Linked DNA regions of Mus musculus: regions 1, 2, 4 and 5 are each linked to region 3. A link is a loop called in an ENCODE intact Hi-C map of the cell type or tissue named here. Cell type or tissue: heart. All regions are shown on one strand. Region 1 overlaps Rab2a (RAB2A, member RAS oncogene family). Region 2 overlaps Clvs1 (clavesin 1). Region 3 holds the start of Asph (aspartate-beta-hydroxylase). Region 4 holds the start of 4930412C18Rik (RIKEN cDNA 4930412C18 gene). Region 5 overlaps Asph (aspartate-beta-hydroxylase).

The links. Hi-C counts contacts between places; a loop is a spot of excess contacts. Peaks named below come from ENCODE experiments on the same cell type or tissue, not always from the same donor. Only the 100,000 strongest peaks of a DNase experiment are listed, where the experiment ranks them.
Region 1: a loop joins it to region 3, with 2.7 times the contacts of the local background. A loop is called at or near these places in 2 of 42 quality-filtered maps.
Region 2: a loop joins it to region 3, with 2.5 times the contacts of the local background. A loop is called at or near these places in 4 of 42 quality-filtered maps.
Region 4: a loop joins it to region 3, with 6 times the contacts of the local background. A loop is called at or near these places in 24 of 42 quality-filtered maps.
Region 5: a loop joins it to region 3, with 2.1 times the contacts of the local background. A loop is called at or near these places in 3 of 42 quality-filtered maps.

What each region holds. Positions count from the first base shown.
Region 1 is chr4:8,542,069-8,547,068 of GRCm38, forward strand. All of the region lies in intron 1 of Rab2a (RAB2A, member RAS oncogene family), which reads left to right. Among named protein-coding and RNA genes, the nearest start is that of Rab2a, 8.9 kb to the left of the region's middle. In heart, no CTCF peak of the experiment used is centred here; no DNase peak of the experiment used is centred here; H3K27ac peaks cover 446 bases.
Region 2 is chr4:9,442,271-9,447,270 of GRCm38, forward strand. The region is part of intron 5 of Clvs1 (clavesin 1); the gene reads left to right. Among named protein-coding and RNA genes, the nearest start is that of Gm11816, 160 kb to the left of the region's middle. In heart, no CTCF peak of the experiment used is centred here; a DNase peak (open chromatin) is centred at 2,381.
Region 3 is chr4:9,666,623-9,671,622 of GRCm38, forward strand. It overlaps Asph (aspartate-beta-hydroxylase), which reads right to left and starts at 2,540. Exons shown (of 24, transcript NM_023066.3): 1 at 2,159-2,540. The coding sequence starts at 2,288. In heart, a CTCF peak has its summit at 2,624 (motif pointing left); a DNase peak (open chromatin) is centred at 2,619; H3K4me3 peaks cover 2,143 bases; H3K27ac peaks cover 1,795 bases.
Region 4 is chr4:9,769,320-9,774,319 of GRCm38, forward strand. It overlaps 4930412C18Rik (RIKEN cDNA 4930412C18 gene), which reads left to right and starts at 1,266. Exons shown (of 4, transcript NR_030693.1): 1 at 1,266-1,375. In heart, a CTCF peak has its summit at 2,018 (motif pointing left); a DNase peak (open chromatin) is centred at 1,342; H3K4me3 peaks cover 1,785 bases; H3K27ac peaks cover 1,105 bases.
Region 5 is chr4:9,454,557-9,459,556 of GRCm38, forward strand. The region is part of intron 23 of Asph (aspartate-beta-hydroxylase); the gene reads right to left. Among named protein-coding and RNA genes, the nearest start is that of Gm11816, 170 kb to the left of the region's middle. In heart, a CTCF peak has its summit at 2,009 (motif pointing left); a DNase peak (open chromatin) is centred at 2,015.

The sequences.
Region 1 (5,000 bases), 1.1 Mb before region 3:
CACCACCATGCCTGGGCCATGACCTGCCTATCTAAATCTTCTTGTGTCTCCCATCTCTGGTTAATGTAGGCATCTCCATTTTTAAAGATGTGTGTAATTACCTTGGGTCCACCTGGATAACCAAACAAACCTTCCCTTCTCCCAGTCTTGCTTTGATTTTGCATTTGTTGGTTGGTTGTTAATTTCTAGGTCTCATGCACTCAGTGCTGGTCTTGAGCTTGCAGCAGTTCTGCCTTCTTCAGCCTCTCAAGTGCTGGACGTCATGACAGTCATTTACCACCACATCTAGCTGCTGTAACTGGTTGTATAGGGCAGTTTCTCTGATGTTGTAGCTCATTGTATCGGAACATTAGTGTCCATGGAGAGACTCTGTTTTTAGTTGGGGGTTAGGAAGCTGTCATAGTACAACACTGCACATAACTAAGTTGGATTTTAGACTCTGGCCTTTCTGACTCCAGAATCTGCAGTTTCTCCTGTATTGTAAAGATTCCTTTGCTTTTCCTAAGCCCTTATCAGATTGTCTTTTGTGGGTTTGCTAATCTCTTGGTTTGAGTTGCTGTTTGGTGCTTCATAGTCCTTTAGTCCCCTTATTTAAAGAAATAGTACTTGCACTCAGACAAACCAGAAGTGATGGTGCACACCTCTAATCCTAGCGCTAGGGAGGCCAAGGCAGGCAAATCTCTGTGAGGTCAAGGCCAGCCTGCTCTACAGACTTCCAGGATAGCCAGGGCTACACAGAGTAATCTTGTCTTGAAAAGCCAATTTTTTAAAAAGAAGAGAAAATGTTTAATTGGGCTTACATTCTAAGAGAGTTAGTGTTAGAGTTCATGATGACAGAGCAAAGGCGTCTCCACAGGAGCAGCTGAGAAGTTACATTTTGATACACAACTGTAAGGCAGAGATGGAGAGCACTGGGAACGCCTTTCTTTTGTAACCTCAAAGCCTGTAGGCCACCCCCCAGCCCACACCACGCACTTCTTCCAACAAGAACATGGCCACACCTCCTAAATCTTTCCACACAGTTCCACCAAATGGGTGCCAAGTATTCAAACATAGACGCTTAGGGGTGCCATTCTAATTCAGACCATCACAGTGTGTGACTATGAATTTGTCTTGTTTGCTTGAATGTTTCTATAATTATCTCACTTTTGTTTTAAAAACTAACCCAGACCTGACCATGCTGCCTAGTGTCCAGATTAAAAAAACAAACAAATTTATTTTTTTGCCTTCTATGTGTCCTAATATAATATATTGATTTCCTTCTCCAGCTCCCGGACATTTCTGCTTACCTTCTTTGTGACCATGTGGTACTTTTAAATAGTTTGCTATGGCTTGTCTTTAGTGTTCCTAGCCTCTCTTGTGTTTTCTTGTACTTAGCATTTTTTTCCCTTTGTTGTATCTAAATGGTTTATATAAGTTTCCTCATATTAAGATGATTTACAGTCTTTTTGTCCATCCATCAGTCTCTCCATCAGTCCATCCATCCATCTCAACTCCACTAGTGATTTTTTTCAATGTATGTGTGCATTTATTTGTATGGGTACATGTGTGTAGATTTGTGGGCATATGCCATGTGGAAGTCAGAAGTTAACAGTGGATGTCTTCATCTCTCTCCACCTAGGTTTTTCTTGAGAGAGAGAGTTTTTGTCTTTTGACGCAGGGTCTTTTGATAAAGCTGGAGTTCACCAGATTGGCTAGGCTGGTTAGCCAGAAAATTGCAGGGATCCTTTATCTCTGCTGTCTATCTCTCCCCCACCCCACCCCACCTTGCACATATCACCATACCAGGAAATTTAGTTCTTGACCCTCTAGCTTTGCCAGTCTTTCTGCTCCCTTCCGTGATGTCCCTGAGCCTCAGGTGTAGGATTATGTTGTAGATTGTACCAGTTGGGACTGACTACTTCATAGTCAATTTTTCTCTACATTTTCATGAGGTATGGATTCCTATAATTTTTTTATGTAATCTATTACAATATTTTAATTTTTATTTTGAGTCTATAATTTGAAAAATGAAATGTTTTGTATGTAATCATTGAAGAATTTGAATTAATTTCTGCTATTAGGTACCACTGTTAGATAGACAAGGATCAAGACATAGATGACAAACATATGGCTTTTATAGCACATATCACACAGGAAACAATAATATGAATATCACATTTCCCAAGATATGTTATGTCACTCGGACATTATAGAACATTATAAAGACCATTGTTCTGTGGGATGAAAATATAAATTTCTGAGTTTTCTGTTTATAAAATTGATATAATGTCTGCCAAGTACCTGTTCAAGCCCCATTTCTTCTCTCTAACTTCATAACAATGTTTGGATTCAGGTGTCAGTTAAGTGTCTCTTATTTATTTACTGCTTGTATGCTAGTGTAAGAAGGATGTTCATGCTTGGTATGCTGTCATCTGCCTGTAATTCCAGCATCTCAGAAGCTGATTCTGAGTTAGAAGCCAGTTTAGGGTATATAGTTCCAGACAAGCCTGACAATATCAAGGCTTTATCTCAAAATGAATTAACTACTATTAATGAAATAAACTTTATTGAAGACAGGTATTTGTCCATTTTTAGCAATAACTGCTAAACACGTAGAAGTCAAATGGTATCACAAGTCCCTCTGGCTATTTTGGCCTACACCACTCTTGGACACTTTCCAAGAGTCAGTTTTATAATTAGAAGATTCTGACTGGTGTGGTGTCTCCACTGTATGACCTTGGTTAAGCTCAGGTCTCTGCATCTTATAGAATACCAAATTTACATACTTTACTGGGCTTTTGTTTTTGTTTTTTGAGCTTGATATAAAACTATGTACAGGTGCTTTATTAACCACAAAGTGGCTTACTAATAATAATACTTAAAGTTAATTGTTCCCTTCATTGAGCTTCCTAAAATTAAACTAGTGGGGTAGGTTTTGCCTATTTAAAAAGACTAGTTTGCTGATTTTATTCTAACTCCCTGAGTTGAAAACAAGATGATTACAAAATAGTAGCTACTTTGATCTTGATGCCCTTTGTATTTAATAAACTTGAAAAAGTTCTTTTCTGTCTCAAGATGTCTTCCTGAACTACCCAAGATTGGAAAGACTATCAGAGAAAGACATTCCAGTTTTTACCAGTTTGTCTTCAGAAACCAATGGTTGGGCAGTAGTCACCCTCTGCCTGGACTTGGACTTCCTCTGTGCTTGCTTTTATGGTGTGCTGGCCACTTTTATATCAACTTAACACAAGCTAAAATCATTTGGGAAACAGGACTTCCAATTGAAGAACAAGTCTCCATAAGATTGGTTTATAGGGAAGTTTTTAGTGCATTTTCTTAGTGATTAATGTGGGAGAGCCCAGCCCATTTTATGTGGTACCACTTCTAGGCTGGTGGTGCTGGGTACTGTAAGAAAGCAGGCAAAGCAAACCATGAGGGAGCAAAGCCTTTTAGCAAGAGCATTCCTCCATGGCCTCTGCATAGGTTCCTGCCTCCAGGTTCCTACCTTGTCCCTGTCCTTACTTCCCTGGATAAAATGGCAACACTTTAAGTAAGGTTGGGTAGCTACAATCTAGAACATGAAATAAACCCTTTCCTCCTCTAGTTGCTTTTGTTCATGGCTTTATTAGAGCAATTAGAAACCATAAGACACCACATGAAGGATTTCCCTCATTTTTGAACCCCTTTTTGGAAGAAACTTTGTAGTTCTACAGACCTGTTTTGTAAAAATGAATCTGTTGGTAGAGCTATCACATCTGTTTGGATAAAATTAAAAAACCCAGTTTCAAAGGGGGAAGTAAAAGTATGCATAGCCCTAATCACTTCTGTAAACTTTACTTCAGTCAGTAGCATAACAGAGTGACTTACCAGTTATAAATTAAAACAAATAATTCTGTCTGATCCTTGTATCCTAATTTTACCAATGGAATTGTGCAGAAATTACTATTATACTTTTTTAGTTGTCTTTTGTAATATCATGTATAAGTCTTAGTTTTTAAGAATTTCTGCATAGTTAAATCATAATTAAATCTGTTTCTGATCTTAGTCTACTTCTGTGTTGTCTAATAGAAACCAGAACTACTTAAACAAGATTTTAGCAAAAACCTTGGGTAGTTCACAGAATTTGGAGGAAGATAGTAGAATCAAGTTTCAAAATGGGCATGATGGAGAAAAATAGGACACAGCCAGATTCGTGGTATCATACAGCCTGCTTAAGAAGATGGTACATTCATGCCAGTGACTCTGTTGGGCTCTTTCATCTGTGTTGTGGCAACTGTGGACTGTTCTCGCAATGACCCTGGTGCTGTAGCACCCTCTCAAGATTCCAAGTTCTGAGCAGCAGTATCTGATTGGCCAGTCTCTATCAGTTTCCCATTTTTGCTTCCAAGGAGATCAGAGATGCTCAGCCTCCAGAGCACTGGGATTAAAGATGTGTCAGCACATCCAGCCACTTTACCCTTTGTCTTCAGTGTTAGTATTGGTAGCTTGTACATTTGTGTCAGAAGTCAAATTTCTGGATCAGCTGCTGTTTGCATTTAATTTTTATAGATGTTGCCAGAGATCTTCATAAGTGTGATTGTGTTTAATCTGAACTTCCTGTATATGTCATGGACTTAAATTTAACAAGCTAACTTTAGCAATAATTATGTGGATTAATTAACTAGTCTATATTTTCCTAATTTAACAATTTGTTTTTGTTACTGTTACTTTTTTAGTACATGAAATAGTTTATTTTGCTTACAGCTTCTAATTTTGCACAAACCATTTATATCTTAACATACTTCTTATAGGTCATGTACAATAGATTTTATTCCATAGTAATAATATATGTATCTACCTCTTTCCATAGAATCATGAAAGAATGTTTTCTTTTTAAGCTACTTAATTTTGAGACACTGTGTTATTGTGTAGTCCAGGCTGACCATGAGCCCTCAGTGATCCTTCTACCCCAGTCCCTTGTATTCTAAAGTTGCAGGAATGCAGCACCAAGTCTACTTTTGTGTTGTTTCTTTTGCTTT
Region 2 (5,000 bases), 220 kb before region 3:
AAAGGAGCCTTGTTCCCACAGGACCCTCAGTTTTGTTCAGCACCCTTTCCCAGCCAGAGCCTGCCCTCTGGCCTGGGTAGCAATTCTGTCTGTATTGGTCTTATCAGTGTTGATGCCTCCTCTGTCCCTTCTCATCGAAACTGTCACCTATGTACCTCCAGTCTCTCTCTCTCTTTCTTTTTAGTCTTCTCTGACTACCAGCCTCTGCCTTTATCTAAGAGTTCCTCCCCACCACCCATGGCATGCTCAGCCTCACCTCTCATGTAGTGTCAGGACTGCAGACCTCTGGTTCACAGTGATTTCTCAGTCCTCACATCTGCATTACACTGTCACATCCCCGAAGGCAGTCCTCCAGCCTCCTTGTCTCAACAAGCCATCACTGAATTGCTGTGTATTTATGGAGTTTACTACATTTCAAGTCACACTGCTATAGTTTGAACACTCTCCAAGGGCAGAGAATGCATGGCTCCCCACTATTAGGTGACCTCTCACATGATCTTAGCGTAGAAGGGGTTCTCGGGGTACCTTCATGAAGGGCAGGTGGGGGAGTAGAACAGAGATGGGAGAAAACAGCAAAGGAAGAGAACAGCAAAGGAAGGGACTGCATGAGAGTAAAGGCTGTTGTAGATACTCTACGAAGTGAGGAACAAAACACTGCTCAGAGTCTGCAGTGGAGTGGACCGTAACATAGCCTTTGTAATCAGTATTTGATTAGGATTTGAAATCATCTCTAAGATGTCATATGATTCCTCCTAGGTTCTGAAATTCCGTTAACAGCTTACATTTACAGCACCTATTTTGTTTTTAGAACAATCATTCATCTGTTCATTAAAATTTCTACTAAGTGCCAGCTCACAGAACAGGATAAAGGGCCATTAAGGGAATGGGACGTGGGTCCCAATCCTATGAGCTCAGAATAGCTGTGTGCCTGAGTAGCTATCAACCTGTGAGTTAGGTTTCCTCTGCCTGAGACGAACAGCAATTAGTTTCCTTATTACTAGGCTGTGTAGATTAAATGAAGGGTAAATATTAGAATTGGATGCTAAAGGCTGCCCTATAAGCAGCTTCAAGATGCTCCTGAACGTACAGAAATCTGTGGCCTGTGTAGAAGACAGAGTTGCTGGACAAGTCTTGCGGATGTACCAGGAGGTCGCATCAGGGCTCCCAACTCAGTCTCACAGAAAAATGTGCTTTGAAGAGGTTGGTCTTCCACTACCACGTAGGACTCCAAGGTTGTATATGTTGTATGTCCTCTGGCCTCCACATTCCCTATGTACATACACACACACACACACACACACACACACACACACACACAAGGAAAAAATCCATTTCATTTGTTTTTCCTCCACTTAAAGCCTTGATTCAATTTTCCATTGGCCCTGGACAAAGTCCAGCACACTTATTATTATGCCCCATTCGCTGTGTCTGAAGTCTCTGGAATACATACCCAGACATTCTTCTCCTTGTATACTGATCTGCAACTATTTAACTTAAAAGGGGAAAACCAGTAATTGACTGCATGTAAGACATTGCAGTTGTACAGGAAATCCTGTTTGTGTAGCGTTTAACATGATGAACCATGCCCATCACTGCCAGGACGTGGCCGTGGAACCAGCTTGGTCTTCCTAAGCACTGGGCATTTGATGCCATCTCCATCCTCGTTGTTGCCTGGGAAACTGTCCCAACTAAGCAATCTTTCTTGCTGTTTATTTACTTGTTTATATATTTATAAGCAGGGTCTCAGTTGATATGTAGCTGGGGCTGGGCTGAAATGTACTAAATAGTCCAGGCTAGCTCCAAAACCACAGTCTTCCTGCCTCAGCTGCTGAGTGCTGGAATTGTAGCTGTGCACCAGTATGCTAGGCTATACATTTATCAAGACCTCAGGGAGCAAAGTCTTTTGTTTTATTTTCTCCATTCCAAACAAAACGTTATCTCCTTTACCACATTTCAAATCCTTTGGCATTTCATTCTCCACTTTGTCCATCCAGCCATTCACCCTCCACCCGTTTTCCCACTCGTTCTTCAGGTCTATTCACTGGGCTTTCACTTAGCATCTGTTGCTGTCATGGCTGTGTGTCACCACCATGCCAGCCCTGAGTCTACCCGCCACACAGACAGTCGCCCACGCTGCAAGTTACATTCTGATGGATGGATGTGAGTATTCAGAGGCCTGATATTCACACTGAGCTAATAACACCAGACAAGTTCCATCAATGTACTCTCATTTGATTAAAAACCAGAGCTATGAAAGGGCTCTGTTACGCAGAGTACTAGCCATTCTTCTCCAAGCTGTCCCAGGGGTGGAATGAGTCACCAGCATTGATTGTCTCAGCTGTTGGCAGCCTCCACCATACCTCTGCCTCTTCAGAACATCACATCCCGGTCCTGCTGTGGTGACGTCACCGGGCTCACACCACTGATTCTGGAGGGAGGGAAAGGAGTGTGGACGGAGAGGCTGACTCCTGGCTCTCTGTGCTGGTCTAGTCCTACAGAAACCTGACTACTCAGAGGAGGCAGTGTGAACGCCTGCAGTCATTTTCTGCACTGTTATTTTAAGTTCTGATTTGATAGCTGATAAGAATGTCCACAAATATCTATGTGCTCAAAATCTACATGTCTTGTGCTTCTGTGGACCACCTCCCACATCTGAGCTCGCTTTCAAAGTGTGTTAGCAAAAGCACTATAAACGCTCAATGCTCACACCTCGGCGCTCACAAACCTACACCCCCACCCCCCGAATGTTGAATGACTGCAGAGATGAGGCTCTTTCAAACACAGAAATCCCTCTAGGCCTCACTTCTGCAGCATCTGCTATTCCCCATAATATAGGCATTATTTTTATCTCCAATTTACAAAGGAGAAGGCAGCGTTAACCTGAGGACATAAAGTTCGTGTTGGCATTCTAATCTAGCGGGGAGCCCCTTGGGGGGAACTTCTTCTGTACTTGAGGTTATTGGAGAAAAAAGCCATGAAGATTGCTTAGGATCCTTTAAAAATATGCAGTACGTGCATGTGTGTGTGTACACGTGTGTGTGTGTGTGTGTGTGTGTGTGTGTGTGTGTGTGTGTTGCATATGCACTTTTTTTGTATGGGTGAATGTTTACATGGTGTGCATATACATGTGTGCACATTTGTGTGTGGATCAGAGGATAACTTTAGACCTCATTTCTCAAGTGCTGTTTACCTTGATTGTTTTTTTTTTTTTTTTTTTTTTTTTTTGTTGTTGTTTAAACCGGTTTCTCCCACCGGCTTTGAGTAGACTACGCAGACTGGCAGGAAGTTCCCAAGGCTCTCCCCATCTCTCTTCTCCAACACTAGGATTGCAAGCATGTCTTTGTTTATTTATTTTTTTTAAATGTGAGTTCTGGGACTTCCAGTCTGGTCTTGATGTTTGTGCCTCAAGCACTTTACTGACTGAGCTATTTCCTCAGACCCAAATATATTTTCAGTTTATTCTTGGAGAATTTCAAACATGAATACAATGTGCTTTGGTCAAATCCACCTTCTACCTCCAGCAGAAATTTCTATTCCTGGAGGGAAGTGCTACAAGCCAAGGGGTCAGAGAGTTCTGAGTTCTTCCACAAAACTAACCCTCCTGTTAACTTGGAAAATTAAAATGACTTTTGTGGGGTTCTCCCCGATGAAATGCAGAGATTGATTCTCAAGAAACAAATGGTTAACACCTAACTCAAGGGAGAGCCTAGCCAAACCACCTCTGCAGTACCTTTTGGCCCTGGCATTGTGATTCCTGGTATGTACTCCATGTAAAGGACAGAGCAGTCAGGTCCTTATAGGGCTTCTCCATAGCTCAGATAGGCAATGGAGGACAACTAATAAGAACACAGACCAAGCAGAGAACAACAGGAAAGCATCCTCTGGGTATAAAGACTAGGTGAAACCTTGTAGGGATTGCCTTCTCCACCACTGAAATTACCCATCACCCTCTGCATGAGGTTAGATGGTATTCTGCATTAAAAAGAGGAGAAATACAGATGTTTATTTTAGCACGAGAACTTGGCTTCTCAGGAGTAGACAGAGCCACTAAACGGTCTTATCTACTGTGCTGAACTGAGCACAGCCTAAGCATGCTGACCAGAGGGAGACATTTTCATCAGTGAGCAATTGAATTGACTTTCAGAGGCAATCTTTATGTAGCTAACTTACTAAGGGCAAGATTCAAGAAGGATCCCAAAGAAATGGGATTTTCCCCCAGGAATCTCATCCTAGGAAGAGGGAAGGGTGCCCTGAGAGGGAGCATGTCTCCTGAAAAGAGATTTCAAACAATTCTAACAGTTGTCTGACAGGATGAGACTGAAATCCCAATAAGGATGGGTCAAGGGTACTTGAGAACACGCCTTGACCACTTGAGGGATTTGTGAATGCCTTTGTCTCTCTTCCCAGTGTGCTCACATTGAATAAATCTCATTCTAATCCTTTCTATTACAAAAACAAGAGTTTGCTATATACCTTTTCAGTGAATTTCAAATATTTCATGACATAGTGAGTCACTGACATCGAGTTTTAATATTAAATGTCTCTTGTGTGACTAGGTAAATAGAATTCTATCATGTCAAAAGTTAAGAAGCCATGTTCCCAATTAGGGGACATATAAACCTGGGGCAAGATGCTGCTTGCTTCCTTATTCTCAATATCTTGGAACAGGCCTGTTGTCACTTATCAGTCAACCAAGACACATTCTATTGGGTAAGACATTCCAGGTCATTGCTGTCAATGTATCTACTGAAAGAAATAACACAGGTCCCAATTGCATCTCAGGAGGGGAGAGTGAACAGTGTCCATCTGAATAAGAAGGGCAAATGAGACTATTGTGTGAGCAATAGATTTACCCTTCTGTCTTCCCTTCTTTCCATGTTCTCTTCTCAATCATCTGTCTTCCCTGCCTGGGCAATGGGGCATCTGCACAGGTCTACAACATTCTAGCTTGGATCTCTGTACCTGGATGACTTAACAATGAAGGTTTCTGCACATTTGCT
Region 3 (5,000 bases):
CTCTTCTGTCCTACCTGGGTTTTCACAGGCTGAGCAAGACCTTTAAGCATTAATTTTCTCACCTTATTTAACTAGAAGACACTAAATGCCACAGCAATGTAACTGCAGCTACGGACTCCCCAGCAGTTAGAGTTGGTTTGCATGTCCATGTCCCTACCTCAGTGACCACATAAAGTTAACTTTGTTTTCAGTACCCTGTTTATCTTTCAGGTGTACCCTGCTGTAAGAAAGCAATAAACAGAACCACGCTTTCCCATTATAATGGTAACTGTTTAGCACAAAGGGAAGAAGAGTTTTAGTTTCCACCTGGGGTGCCTTCTCTTTCACCCAATCAGAACTCAGTAGTTACTGAAATAGTTATTTAAAATAATGGCCTAGGAAGAATCATGCGCTCTGTGTAATTTAGGCTCGAGTTTGGGGGGAGGGGTTAGAACACAGGTGTTTCATTCATTATGAATGAAATTGTGCTTCATTATAGTTATGTCACTCTAAAGTGTGGGCAAATGATAGACTAAGGGACTATACATCCTAATGATAGAATAAGGGACTATATATACATCCTAAGAATAAGGTACTATACATCCTGGGGTTTCCCAGCCCTACCAGCTGACTGTAACACTGGTACTTATCAGGGGACGGTGCACACTCTCTGTACTGGCAGGCCTCATAAGAGACTTCCCTGGATGCAATCAGGGTGTAAAGGATAGAGATGAAAGTCTAGGATGTAGCTCAGCGGCTAAAGCACTTCCCCAGCACACACAAAGCTCCCAGGACAGCAGCAGACGCATTTCACCAGGCAATCGCTACAGAACACATTAAAATCTTGCTCATTAGCTTTCTCCTCAACATTCAGTAGGCTCTTCTCATTCACATACTTCAAATCTATGCTCCAACCACAAAGCAATGGCGCTGCCGATGTCAGATTAGCTGACTTAGGAGCCAGAGAGCCTGAATGTCATTTTTACCGGTATTGAGGTGAATTAATTACTACAGTGGCCTTGGACCTCAAACTGTGTACATAGAGTCCTTTCCATTAAGAATACAAACAGCTCTCAGAATGTTAATGTGTACAATGGATTTAACTGCCTAACTTTCCCCATTTACATTTATTCATTCATTTTCTAATCAAATATTTATTGCACAGCTATTAAGGAAACGAACTATTCTAGTTGATAATGGGGAATAGAAGAGAGTGAAACAAAGACAATACATGAAGACAGAATATACATGAAGACAGCAAGTGCTATGAAGAAAAACCATAGTTGGCTCATCTATCGTCCTGACATATACTAATAAAACCATAATCATCCAATCTATATATGACATATAATAATGAGCTGCCCATAGACCAAAGCATAGAATCTAAATCATTTCCAGTGATATTGAGAGCTCACATTCAATACACATGTGTGTTCCAGTTCCAATATTCTAAATATGAGTCAAAGGAAATATAAGAGAAACCGAGAACCGGTGAAATCTGACACGAAACAGATTTAAAACATCTGTTCTCCACTCTGCTGGCTAAGCACATGGAGAAGAAAGGTGAATAACCAGTAGGGTTTTTTGTTTGTGGGTTTTGGGTTTTTTGTTTGGTTGGGTTTTTTTTTTGGGGGGGGGGGGGTTATGATTTTATTTTATTTTATTGAGAAAAGAAAAAGGAGGCACAGAGAAAATCCCTATAGTACTTTATGATGTCCCTTTGTATTTTAAAAGGCAAACGCAATACATATTAAGAAAACTAAACAAAACTCCTTAAAATAATTTGCAAGAACGAAGCATCAAGTCTCATCCCGGCCCTTGAATACACTCCTCCAAGCCGCTCCTCAACGCTGCTGGCCAGGCTGAAACTTACTTTCTCTGACTTTGGCTCAGGGTCAAGCGCCCCGAAAACTGCAAAAAGATAAAGGGCCCTCTACACCCAGCTTCCATCAGGAAAGGCAAGAAAGGGCCGGCCAATGCTCGGGCAGGCTGGTGCTAGGGGTCCCCCTCCGGCCGACTCTGCTCCTCCGCCTCCCCGCCCGGTGAGCGCGGCCTCGCCCCGCGCACACAGGAGCCTCGCTAAGGATGGAGAGGAGCGGCGGACGTAGGATCAGACCAGACCTGCAGCGCCCACCCGGCTCCCGCCCGCAGCCAGGGCCTGGCCTGCGGGGACTCTGACCTCTCCGAGCCCCGGGGCTACTGCTGCTACCGCTGCTACCCGTGCTCGGGCTACCGCTGCCCGAGCCGCTGCCGCTGCCGCTGCTGCTGCTGTTGCCGCCGCCGCCCTTGGCGTTCTTGCGCGGGGCCATCGCGAGCTGCTCCGGGGACTGCAGAGAACCGGGGCCTTGCTGAGTGCACTAGGGACACCGGGGCTTCGAGACTCCTGTAGCAGCGCCTTAGCGTCCACTGCGCTCGCTGCGCCTCGGACGACTTGCACCAGCGTGCAGCCGCGCGGTTAGCCTCGCGTGCGCCCAGCCTGCGACTCCTTAGGCTGCCAAGAGCGCTCAGCTCCCCCCGGCCTCGGCCCCGCCCACGCCAGCCTCTGCCCACCCACCAGATCTGAAAGACGCCAACACGAGCCAATCCCGAGGACCGCTGGCAGGGGGCGGGGCAGGCTACGCGCGCCTGCCCTCCTCAGGCCAAAGCTTGTCTTTTGCTGCGCAGTGACTGCAAAGCCCCAGCGGCTTGTGGCTTTCTAGTCTGCCTGGATCCTCTGGAACGTGGCAAACGTGGAAGCCGGCAGGACTCTCGCGAGCGTTGGTGTTCTGGCTCCAACGGGATGGGGCGGGTATGAGGGCGGTGCCCGAGAGCTGCGCACCACCTCTTGGCTTCTTGGGAATTTGGTTCCGGTGCCTAAGTACGACCAAGGGTGCAAGCCCTCTCTTTGAAAAGGATTTGCCACAGTTCCGCCAGTACACTGTGATTGTTGAGCCTTCCAGTGTCAAAAATAAGGATTTGTGCCATCAGTAGTTTTGGAGAACCTTTAGTTAAGACATTAAAATGTTAACATGACTCAAAAACCCTATTTTCTTAACCATGCACAACACTCTCATCACACTAATACCTAGAATTTCTTCATGTCCCCAGCCATTGATCTCCTATGCTTATGCAGTGTACTGCGTCGGGATTGAGAACTGAATATTCAAAAGAAAAATGGCAACAGCTGGATGAACCAGCCAAGGTCCAGCAGAGACCATGATCATTTGTTACCAATTGCCCACATGGTGTCTGTGGGTAACAAAAAAACATGAAGTATGTGGTGATTTAATACATTGCTGTCAATGTCGAGATCTTCCAGGAGTTCTTGGAAGCAGCCCCTTGTAGAAGACCCAGAGTGAGCCACTGCTGTGGGACGACCCCTTCTGAGACTGCAGTTTCCTCAACCACCACTGACCATCATTAGGGTCCACTGGCCTCTGCCTTGTCAGCTGTGAATACTGGGTACCGCCCGGGGAAAAAAGTGGAACCCAAGAGCCTCACAGAACAGGGAAAAAGAGGGCATCGTTTTCACACAGCCATGAAGGTGGGTGCTGCCGTCCATTCTTACTGCATTTCTTTATCTCTGAGCCTCCTCGGCACCCAGGAGTCCTCTCTTTTGAACACAACTTCTTGCCCACAAAGGACATTCTTTCAGCAGGAAACAATGATGGGAATGGGGGGAGGCAGAGAGGCAAATCTGATCCATATCACTTAATGGAAGGTGCTGATATCTAAACTACAATAGATAAATAACTCTCCATCCCCAAGATAAAAAATTTTAATTACTCACAAAACACTATTATAGAGTTGATGCTTTAAAGGTTCAATCTTAACTAGCTTCCACAAATGTTTTAATCCCTTGTGCTGGCTGATTTTGTGTGTCAACGTGGCACAAGCTGGAGTCATCACAGAGAAAGGAGCTTCAGTTGGGGAAGTTCCTCCATGAGATCCAGCTGTAAGGCATTTTCTCAGTTAGTGATCAAGAGGGAAGGGCCCAGCCCATTGTGGGTGGTGGCATCTCTGGGCTGGTAGTCTTGGTTCTATAAGAGAGCAAGTTGAGCAAGCCAGGGGAAACAAGCCAGTAAGTAACATCCCTCCATGGCCTCTGCATCAGCTCCTGCTTTCTGACCTGCTTGAGTTCCAGTCCTGACTTCCTTTGGTGAGGAACCAGCAGTGTGAAAGTCTAAGCTGCATAAATCCTTCCTCCCCCCACCCCCAACTTGTTTCTTGGGCATGAGGTTTTGTGCAGAAATAGAAACCCTGACTAAGACAACCCTTATTCCCAGTTGGTGGTGCTGGTTTGGGGAGCTGAGGAATCCTCAGGAAGTATGACCTGGCTGCCCAAAGAGGCCACTAGGAGCAGACCTTTGAGGGTTATTTTATTAGTCCAGGCCCTGCTCTCCTGCTGCCATGGGTTCACATTGCCTCTGACAGTGGGGGCTAATGTTATGCCTTCCCTGGCCACGACAGATTAAAGTCTCTCTGGAACTCTGAGCCTTAGTAAACCTTTCCACTCTTAAGTGATTTCCTTTGAGTATTTTAGTCACAGCAATGCTAAAGTAATGAATGTCCCAGAGTTGGTGATAGAGAGGGGATGTGAACTCAGACTGCATGCAGAATTACTTCCAAATTATCCTTCCTAGAAAAAATCTACCGTTCAGTTGAGAATATCTTACTTGACGCCACTCTCCTGCAGCAGAGGCTTCTGGGATCATCTACACCCTCCCTGCAAAGACAGACTGAGGCCTGAGTGTGGACACTTTTCATAGGTCACAGTTTAGGGAAGTTAGATTTTACATTTTTGAACAGCTGTCTCCAAGGAAAAGTGAGGCTTTGTTCCTTCAGTCCAGAAACTAAGTCTGGTATTGCTAGCAATAGGACATAGTCACATCTCCACTCCATTCTTCCAGGAATCTGAAGAGTTAGTTCCCCTTTCCTTAAGAAACCTTCATTCAAGCAAAACCAGGATTTGTGGCTGCCCTACAGAAAAGAGTTTCACGGTGATCCAATAAGAAACCACGTTGGAGATTTTATTAAAAGTA
Region 4 (5,000 bases), 100 kb after region 3:
ATCTGTGTCATTTGTTATGTTTTTTTTGATCCGTCAAGTTTAACCATGGCTATCTGAAACTGCTTCTTTCCTGCCGGCACATAAATTCCCCCGAAAAAGTGACTCTGAGATTTCTATATATGAATAAATTTTGAGGTCAATAGCTTTGGCTCTATTCTCCAACTAGCTCTTACCTTAATTACTCATTTATTTTATTCTATGTTCTGCCACCTGGCTGGTTACCTGGTCCTCAGTTTCTGTCTGGGGGGAATCTCCAGAGCCTGACTCTTTTCCTAGAATCACACACACACACACACACACACACACACACACACACACACACACACACAGTGTGTGTGTGTGTGTGATTAATCTGTGAAGACGCTGTTAAGTAATATTTATTTTGAATTTTGAATTCAAATTGTGAATCATTCATTAGGAACTTTGAATTCATAAGGAGACAGTTCTGTTATACTGGGTCTCAAGACTGAAAGACAGCAGGGTAGAGACACTGCTGAGTCATGGTCAAACTCAGCAGAAAACATATCAGTTTACCCGTTTTCTGTCCATATTTTTCTGTCTTCATACTTCACCTGCAGTGGTTGAGACTTTGAAAGTGTACAGTCTAGGTACTTGCTCTCATATATATTTGTTTTGTTTTAGGTGAGGTCTTGCTGAGTAACCCGGGATGCTGTCAGACTCACTACCTGAACGGCTCCAGCATGGATCCTTCCGCGTCAGCGTACTGAATGTTAGGACCATAGGCATGCGATATTTTTAAAGGGTATCTGACCTAACACCACTAATACGGTTTTATGTAGCTCCTTAGGTGGAGAAAGGGAAGCCACTTTCCTGAACTTGAAGATTCCATATCTACAGATTTGATCCCTCACAGATTTCTGAGGAGTGTATGTATGTACAGTCTTTCTTTGTTATTTCCAAAAATAATGCAGCATAACAACTATTTGTGTAGTGTTTCCCTTATATCCAGCATTAAAAGTAATCTAGGGATAATTTAAAGAATGCAGAAAATGTCTGTAGATTGTATTAAAATGTTGCACCATTTGACGTAACGATCCTCTGCCATCCCAGAACCCCTTTCTTCCAAATGGAAAATCTTTTTACTACGCAACCTATCTCTGAGCAATGGCTCCATTAGTACCTTAAAACTTCCTTCTTGTAACAGAACCCCGAATAACACCCTGCTCCGTCTCCCAACTTCTTGCTCTTTTTCCCATCGAGTCACGAAAAGTGTTTCTTGGAACCGGTCGCGCAAAAGGCTCAGTCCAGTGCGCAGAGGTTTTAACAGTGACTTCCCGGGCTGTGTGAGCGGCGCGTGCGCGGGTATCCTCAAGGGACCTGCGCAGAGTCTGGACATTACTCTCAGGCCAACGAGGTGGGCAGGCCTGCTGCTAGGTGACCGAGTCCTCTTTGGCGGTTTTAATTTCCCCAGCAACTTGCTCGCCTTCTGCTGTAGCTGAATCTGGCGCGTAAGATTCCTGGCGGCCCAGGCCCACACCAAGGTTTGTGCCCGGCCCAGCCAGAGTGAAGTTTGAAACGGAGACCTCTGCCGGAAGGAGCGGGTCGTTGGCAGGACAGCGGTTTGGCCTCCTTCCCCTCCGCCCTTGCACAGCCTGGGGCGGTGAGGAGGTAGGGGAGTGGACCTGTGCGATCTGACCTCTGGGGCACTTGAACTCAGCTACGTACATCCTACCCCTGGTATTTCTTTTCAGCGCTGGTGGCGATCAGAGCAATTAGCATGCGAGCCCTCGGGCTGTTCCTCCAGCTTCTGCCAGGATTGGAGGTAGATAAGTTGGGTTTATAGTGAGGTTTCAGGTTAACCTTGGTGAATATGAAGCATGCGCGGGAGCTGCAGTGGGAAAGATTTTTGTTTATCGTATGCACTAGAAAAAAAAAAAAATCTGTCATGGACTAGAATGCCAGAACACTTAAAACAGCATTCACTGCAAGTAGTATTCCCCAACCTGTTTTGTTTTGTTTTGTTTTTAAACTATGCCCCCTAGCGGTATAAATAGGAATAACCTTTTAAAACAGTATGGTTACCCTTCTCACAATTCCAAGAAATTGTGAACTCATTAATTTCATCTACTTGACAAATTTTTAAGGAACCTCACTAAATTTAAGGCATTCTGCTTCCGTGTGTGTATTCTGTAATAGAGGCCTGATTTTCACAGATTGGCTCCCTTCCACAAACCTACTTCCTTTTCCACAGCAAGCTTTTAGACCAGCTAATGTGGAAGGAGCTAATAGAACGATAGTGCCCAGCACATTATAAGTGTTAAGTAAATATTAGTCGTTATCATAATCACTGCGAACTATGTTTACAGTTTACCTCCTACACGTTTGTTTTTAGATTTTTTTTAACCCTTTCATATTCGAATCTTTGAGTCTGGGGTCGTGTAGCCCAAGCTGGTTTTATACTCTCACCTGTGTATAAAGGATGGCCTTGAGTTCCTGATGCTTATCCGCAACCCTAAGGATGCTGGAGCTGCAGATGTGTCCTGCCGCCGCGCCCATTTGATGTGGTGCTGAGGGTGGAACCCAGGGCTAGGCGGGCACTATACCAGCTGAGTTCCACCACCAGTCCTTTACTAATTTAATTCTCCAATGGAAACAGTTTTATACATGATCATTTCTAAGGTTGGAGGAAGCCATGTAGTAATCTGTACTGGGGAGTAAGAAGTCAGAGGGAGCTAACTGAGAGCTTGCCTCAGAAAACTAAAAGGGAGGAAGGAAGGAAGGAAGGAAGGAAGGAAGGAAGGGAGGGAGGGAGGGAGGGAGGGAGGGAAGTAAGGAGGGAGGGAGGGAGAGATGGGGGAGGGGAGGCAGGCTGAAGTCCTATTCCGTGCTTTTAATTCTTGTTTTGGAGAGGTAGAGATAGGTGGATCCCTTGAGTGCACTGGTCAGTTAACCTAACTTACTTCGCAAGTTCCAGGCCAGTGACACCATCTCAGAGAGAGAGAGAGAGAGAGAGAGAGAGAGAGAGAATGAAAACAAGTGTATAATATTCTCTGGCAGTCAATCACACTTGCAATTCCCTACCCATCTCAATGTCTCAATGTAAAAGGAAAGATGAGGCTTGGGCTACTTTCTTTCCTGTACCACATCTGTTTTGTTAACATCATGTTCTGTCCAACGTCCTTGGCCGCTTTAGGTTTACCCATCTCTCAGGCTCATCCTTGTTCTCCAGGCTTGTGAGGTGTTTTTATTTGTTTTGGTTTTGCATACGGTATTTTGCATGCCAGACATGAACGTTAGGGCTGAGCTATCTTCCAGCCCCCATTTTATTACTATTACTATTATTATTATTAAGTGTTTCTTTGTTTGTTTAGATAAGACCTGGAATTCACACTCTTACTGAGTTAGCTTCCTGAGTGCTGAAATTTCAAGCATGCTCTGTTACATTGAGGGTTTTTTTTTTTAAACTTTGTTTGTTTGGTTTTTGAAGATTGATCTAAGTAGCCAAACTTTTATTTACTTATTATAATATATGGCTTCATCAGTGCCTGACAAATACAGAAGTGGATGCTCACAGCCATCCATTGGACTGAGCATAGGGTCCCAATGAAGGAGCCAGAAAAAGGACCCAAGGAGCTGAGGGGTCTGCAGATCCCTAGGAGGAACAACAATATGAAACAAACAGTACCCCCAGAGCTCCCAGGGACTAAACCACCAACCAAAGAGTACATGCTCCAGCTGCATATGTAGCAGAGGATGGCCTAGTCGGGCATCAGTGGGAGGAGAGGCCCTTGGTCCTGGGAAGGCTCGATGCCCCAGTGTGGGGGAATGCCTGGGCCAGGAAGTGGGAGTGGGTGGGTTGATGAGCAGGAGGGGGAGTAGGAAATAGGGGGAGGGTGTTTTTCAGAGGGGAAACCAGGAACAGGGATAACTTTTAAAATATAAATAAAGAAAATATCCAATTAAAAAGGAAAAAAGACATTACATGTCATCATAGCTAGTTTTTTTTTTAACTTCTCATTGATTCTTTATGAATTTCACATCATGCACTCCAATCCCACTCATCTCCCATCCTTCTATATCTTCCCTCTGCCCTTGCAAACTTCCTCCCCAAAGAAAACAAACAAACAAAAAATATCTCTGTAGAAGCTGTGGTGTGTCACATAGTATACCCTTTTGCCTAATCAATTTTTCTTCCAAATGTCATTGATTTGGTTGGAGGTTTCTGGCTTTTTCTACAGTATCAATACTGGATCGTCACCAGGGCTCATCATGCATATCCTGTTGTTGCCCTGTGTCTGCAGCCTTGGATCTGCAGGACCCACCCCTCCATGTGCTCAAGCAGTTCATAGATGGGGCAGATATTGGGGCGGGCCCATTAAAAGCCCTGGATCTGGACCTGAATGGTAGCTGAATTGTTCATCCAGCCAGCAGCTCTCCTGCTTTGCCTAGGTGAGGGGGTGGCACCACTTCTCCTGCCTGAGGCAGCTGGAAAGCGCACTCGTTCCCTGGGGCCAGCTCTCCCACACTGTGCAAGTGCTGAGGGGCAGGGCACATTAAGAGTTTTAGCGTGGAGTATTTCTGCTTCTTGTACAGGTTCTTTTCCTTTGATGAGCAGTTAGCTGTTTGGGAGAAGAAATTGGCTTTTTTTTTAATAATCTATTAATATTTAATGATTAATTGATGGTTAAAAAAACTTTTTCCAGAAGAAATAAATATATTTTTAAAATGATGCTCAAGTGAGATTATGTAGACTAAAAGTTTTGGAGAATAGGTGAAGCCCGCCTCCTAAGCTTAAAGCTCATAGCTCCACCCACTTTGAAAAGAAAATTGATTTCTGCAACTACAAACTACAGAAATGCCCTAAGTCACCTTCCTCCCCATCTCATTTGAATTCTGATGTAGAAGGGGAGGTAAGGACAGAGAGGGTTAGGGCCCTGGGTGATAGGGAGTGTACTTGTGAATAATAGGCACTTTCAATTTTGAGCTCACCATCTTCTCTCATGACATTATGGGTAAAATAATTTATCTACATTATAGAC
Region 5 (5,000 bases), 210 kb before region 3:
TGTGTGCTGCTGTGTGCTGCTGTGTGCTGCTGTGTGCTGCTGTGTGCTGTTGTGTGCTGCTGTGTGCTGCTGTGTGCTGCTGTGTGCTGCTGTGTGCTGCTGTGTGCTGCTGTGTGCTGCTTCCTCCAGTCCAGTGTATCCTCATTCACCTAGACATTTGAGTTGTTCCCACATTTTGTTCCTTGTGACTTTGCTGCTCTGAGTGGGGGCATTGTCTCTTTTCGGGCACTTGCTGTCTTTTCCTTTTATCTATCCTGTAGTTTGTTCCTTACAGCCACTGACATTGTTCAATTTCTCTGATAACTCTAAGATCAAGAAAATGACTCTCTCTCTGTTTAAGGTATTTAAAAAGAGGGGAGTTAGTTGGTTCCCCCCTTTTCTTTATTTTTGGTTTGTTCTTTTCTTAGTTTCCTTTTCATGTTTGATTTTGCATGGTAATAAATGCCTATTCTGTCATTTGGTGCCCACTCTAAGTTTCTGTCCTTTGTAAACCTTTGACAACAAAGGGGGCACTCTATTCCCTATATTCAGAGGAACTGTATAACACCACTAAGCAACACATTTGCTGAATGCAAGATAGAGGCATGCAGTAGAGGGAAGGGGCCAGTAGGTGGTTAATAGAGAAGAGAGATTGACCTTTTAAAAAATATTAGTTAGTTTTATCAGTTTATTAATTTAGAAATGTTATGGTTAGATCTCTCCAGTATGCTAGTTATTCTTCTCTGGAGTGACTTTGCCTCCCCTAAATCCACCCTACATTTGTTTTTTGTTTGTTTGTTTGTTTTATTTTAATTAGGTATTTTCTTCATTTACATTTCCAATGCTATCCCAAAAGTCCCCCATACCCTCCCCCACCCACTCCCCTACCCACCCACTCCCCTACCCACCCACTCCCACTTCTTGGCCCTGGCGTTCCCCTGTATTGAGGCATATAAAGTTTGCAAGACCAATGGGCCTCTCTTTCCACTGATGGCCAACTAGGCCATCTTCTGATACATATGCAGCTAGAGACATGAGCTCTGGGGGGTACTGGTTAGTTCATATTGTTGTTCCACCTATAGGGTTGCAGACCCCTTTAGGTCCTTGGGTACTTTCTCTAGCTCCTCCACTGGGGGCCCTGTGATCCAACCAATAGCTGACTGTGAGCATCCACTTCTGTGTTTGCTAGGCCCCGGCATAGTCTCAAGATGGAAAGATCTCCCATGCTCATGGATGGGCAGGATCAATATAGTAAAAATGCTATCTTGCCAAAAGCAATCTACAGATTCAATGCAATCCCCATCAAAATTCCAACTCAATTCTTCAACAAATTAGAAAGAGAAATCTGCAAATTCATCTGGAATAACAAAAAACCTAAGATAGCAAAAACTCTTCTCAAAGATAAAAGGAATCACCATGCCTGACCTAAAGCTGTACTACAGAGCAATTGTGATAAAAACTGCATGGCACTGATATAGCGATAGACAAGTAGACAAATGGAATGGAATTGAAGATCCAAAAATGAACCCACACACCTATGGTCACTTGATCTTTGACAAGGGAGCTAAAACCATCCAGTGGAAAAAGACAGCATTTGCAACAAATGGTGCTGGCACAACTGGTGGTTATCATGTAGAAGAATGTAAATTGATCCATTCCTATCTCCTTGTACTAAGGTCAAATCTAAGTGGATCAAGGAACTCCACATAAAACCAGAGACACTGAAACTTATAGAGGAGAAAGTGGGGAAAAGCCTCAAAGATATGGGCACAGGGGAAAAATTCCTGAATAGAACAGCAATGGCTTGTGCTGTAAGATCGAGAATCGACAAATGGGACCTCATAAAATTGCAAAGCTTCTGTAAGGCAAAAGACACTGTCAATAAGACAAAAAGACCACCAACAGATTGGGAAAGGATTTTTACCAATCCTAAATCAGATAGGAGACTAACACCCCTACATTTGGAAACTCCTAAAAATATTTCTCATTGTTACAGAGGTGTGGAGCATAGCACTGCCCTCTAGTGGCTAGAGGCCAGGGACCCAGCTGAAGATAAAGCACAAAGACCATGTGAGCCAGATGGCCACAGTGCCAGGGCCTGCAGTGTGTAGTATGTAAAATGGCATCAATCATGTTCTCAAGAAACAAGTCCTGGTGATAATATGGTAACCAGCTAGCATCGCTCCTGCTATACTGTAAGTCTTTGCTAAGGTACAATATAAAATTTTAAAACTTTGTGGAATTTTAATATTAAAAAAAAAAAGTCCCAGTAAAAGTTTCTTTTAAAAGTTAACAGCATTTAGCACATTAGTATCACTTAAGATGTATCTTCTCGCTAATATCTCTGTATACAGACAGGAGCACTAACTCTGCCCACAACCTTTGGTGGGTTAAAAAAAGCACTACACAGCCACCACCTGCAGGTTTCTCTCCTAGTGCTTCATTTAGACTACCATTCTAGAGCTTGGTTCTCAAACAGCTCTCTCCTAAGGTTCTGCTGGAGGCCCTGTAGGGTCCTTTGCAGTACTGATTTAAGATATTCCATGTATAACCCACTTACATAGCAGATGAAGCTAAGAATATAAACAAGATTAATTTCCAATCTGTCTGCTTTCCTAAGATAGAATACAACTTAGGAAACACCTAGTCTGGTTTTCTGGTCACTGGATGTAAGACTCATTTTTTCCACAAAACGGATCTTCAACAAATCGACTGAGCTGGAAGTGAAATTATTTAGATGCTGCGTCAGGTGTCCTCCTAAAAGATGTGACCACAAGGACTTTTATCCAGGGAGCCATCTCCCCAGCCCAACAAGTCTCTAAAGGGCATTATGCTAAGTGAATCAAGGTAGTCACTAAAGACCAGACTCTCTGTGGTTCTGCTTGTGTAAGGTCCTGGAGTAGTCAAGATCAGAGACTAAAGAGAAGTGGAAGCTGTCAGGCTTAGATGGGGAAGCAGTATAGACTTAGTACTCACCCATCCAGACTGGACTATTCTGGACCTAGGTGGTGGCAATGGCTGTAACAGTGTGAGTGAATGCTAACCAACTATGTGTTTTAAAATGGTTAACATATTTTACTTTATGATATGTATTTAACCATGATTAAATAAAGAAGGAAAAAGAGGAAAGTCAACAGGGACACAGGAGAGAAAAGAGTATAAAAAAGTATCAGGACACAGCAGGACACTAAGTCCTTTAAAGGGAGCCGAACATAGCATTTCATTCTGGCATTTGACACTTGTGTGATCTGGGGCAAGTTACTGATAATTCTTTATTAAGGATGAGTTATGCCCTGATAAATCCATCATGAATCAAAAGCCCCAGGCATTGCTGATGTATACAATACACTATCCAGTCTGAATATGCCAGCCAGCCTATGGGATACATGTTCTGAATGTTGACATTAGCCTATAGTTGGGCAAGATCATCTAATGCAAAGCATACTGAACACTAATGTGTGGAATTGCTAACATTACTTATCAGAAACCAATATCCAACAAATTCTAGTGACGTAGCACCCAGTAGCAACTTGGCTGGTGGTTCAAGTGATGGAGTGGCTGACAGAAGCTGTGCTGCTAAGTTCTGGCATCACTAGAAGGTGTTAACACATACTGCTGACCCAAGAAGAAAGTAACAATTACAAGTTCAGTTTCTAGTAAACGGGCTTCATTCTTCACAACCATAAGGTTGAACTACTGCAGGTAGAGCTATTATCATAGTAAGCATTGGGGTACGTCTGAACTTAGCACATTTATACTTGATTCCACCTGCAGACTTGATAAGAAGATATGGTAGACATTCAACTTCATAGTGAAAATTATGAAACAGACATGGGAAGAAAACAAGAAGTATGGATAAGACAATAGATTACCAAGAGTATACTTGATGTCACTCCTTATGAAATCTGATTTCATTTTCAAAGACTGAAAATATATCTTGGATACCAATGACAAAAGGCTCTTGCAGTTATTTGAGCACCAGAGAATCTGGAAGCTATTTAAAAGTCTACATGTAATTCAAATTAAATACAAAAATCTCCATTGCACAAAGTGACATTTTCCAGGATATTTTGATTGGTGTAATGAAACCAAAGATTTTGGCATATTTAAAAAACATAATCATTCCATTCATTAACTTACATTTCTTGTGAACTAGGAAGAGTGATTCCCAGGGAGCATACTGACTTCTACATAGGATTTCAGAACCACTGTTTAGGGATTTTCTAGTAATTCTAAGTCAAATGTGTGTCCTTCTTGCAACCTGTGGGTCACATATGTCCCAGGATAGTTATGAATATAGCCTAAAACAAAATCTTCAACGTACTTAAAACATTGAGGATTTTTTTTTGATAACTGGAACACATGGTTCTTGAACATAAACTCTGTAGGTAACAACATGGTAACAACATGGTCTTGCAATGTGGAAAGGCTAGATATGCTAGAATCAACCAGTCCTCAACCATTTTTTAAAAAAATAAACCTAAAAGTTCAAGGGCATTTTCATGTATTATGCACTGAATTTTTCTTTAACAAAATTCATTTTAAAATATTTTATTGACATATGACATGTGTGTGTATGTGTGCACATGCTTGTGAGCATCTCTCAGCTGCATGTGGGGCGGTGGATATGCAGGAGATAGTTATCTTCCATTATGTGCACCTCTGGGGCTGAGCTGAGGTTATGGGATTTGGAGGCAGGCACCTTTACTCGCTGATCCATCCATCTCATCAGCACCTGATAGAGTTTACTAAGTCTTTAAAAGACTATGCAGAGCTTGAGGAAGTATGATCATGAGTTCAAATGGTCTATATGGTGAGCATGAGGCCAGCCTGGGCTATCTATATGGTGAGCATGAGGCCAGCCTGGGCTATCCGCTTAGACCCTGTATCAATAAGTGAGCATGTTCTTGAACTTTCTGTTTCCACAGAACACTGCAGTTTTAATTACTTAGTTTAGATCCTTTCCTTAAAAACACAGTCCTCTGTCTTTTCACTTGTATTCAGAGACAGGAAAAGTAAAA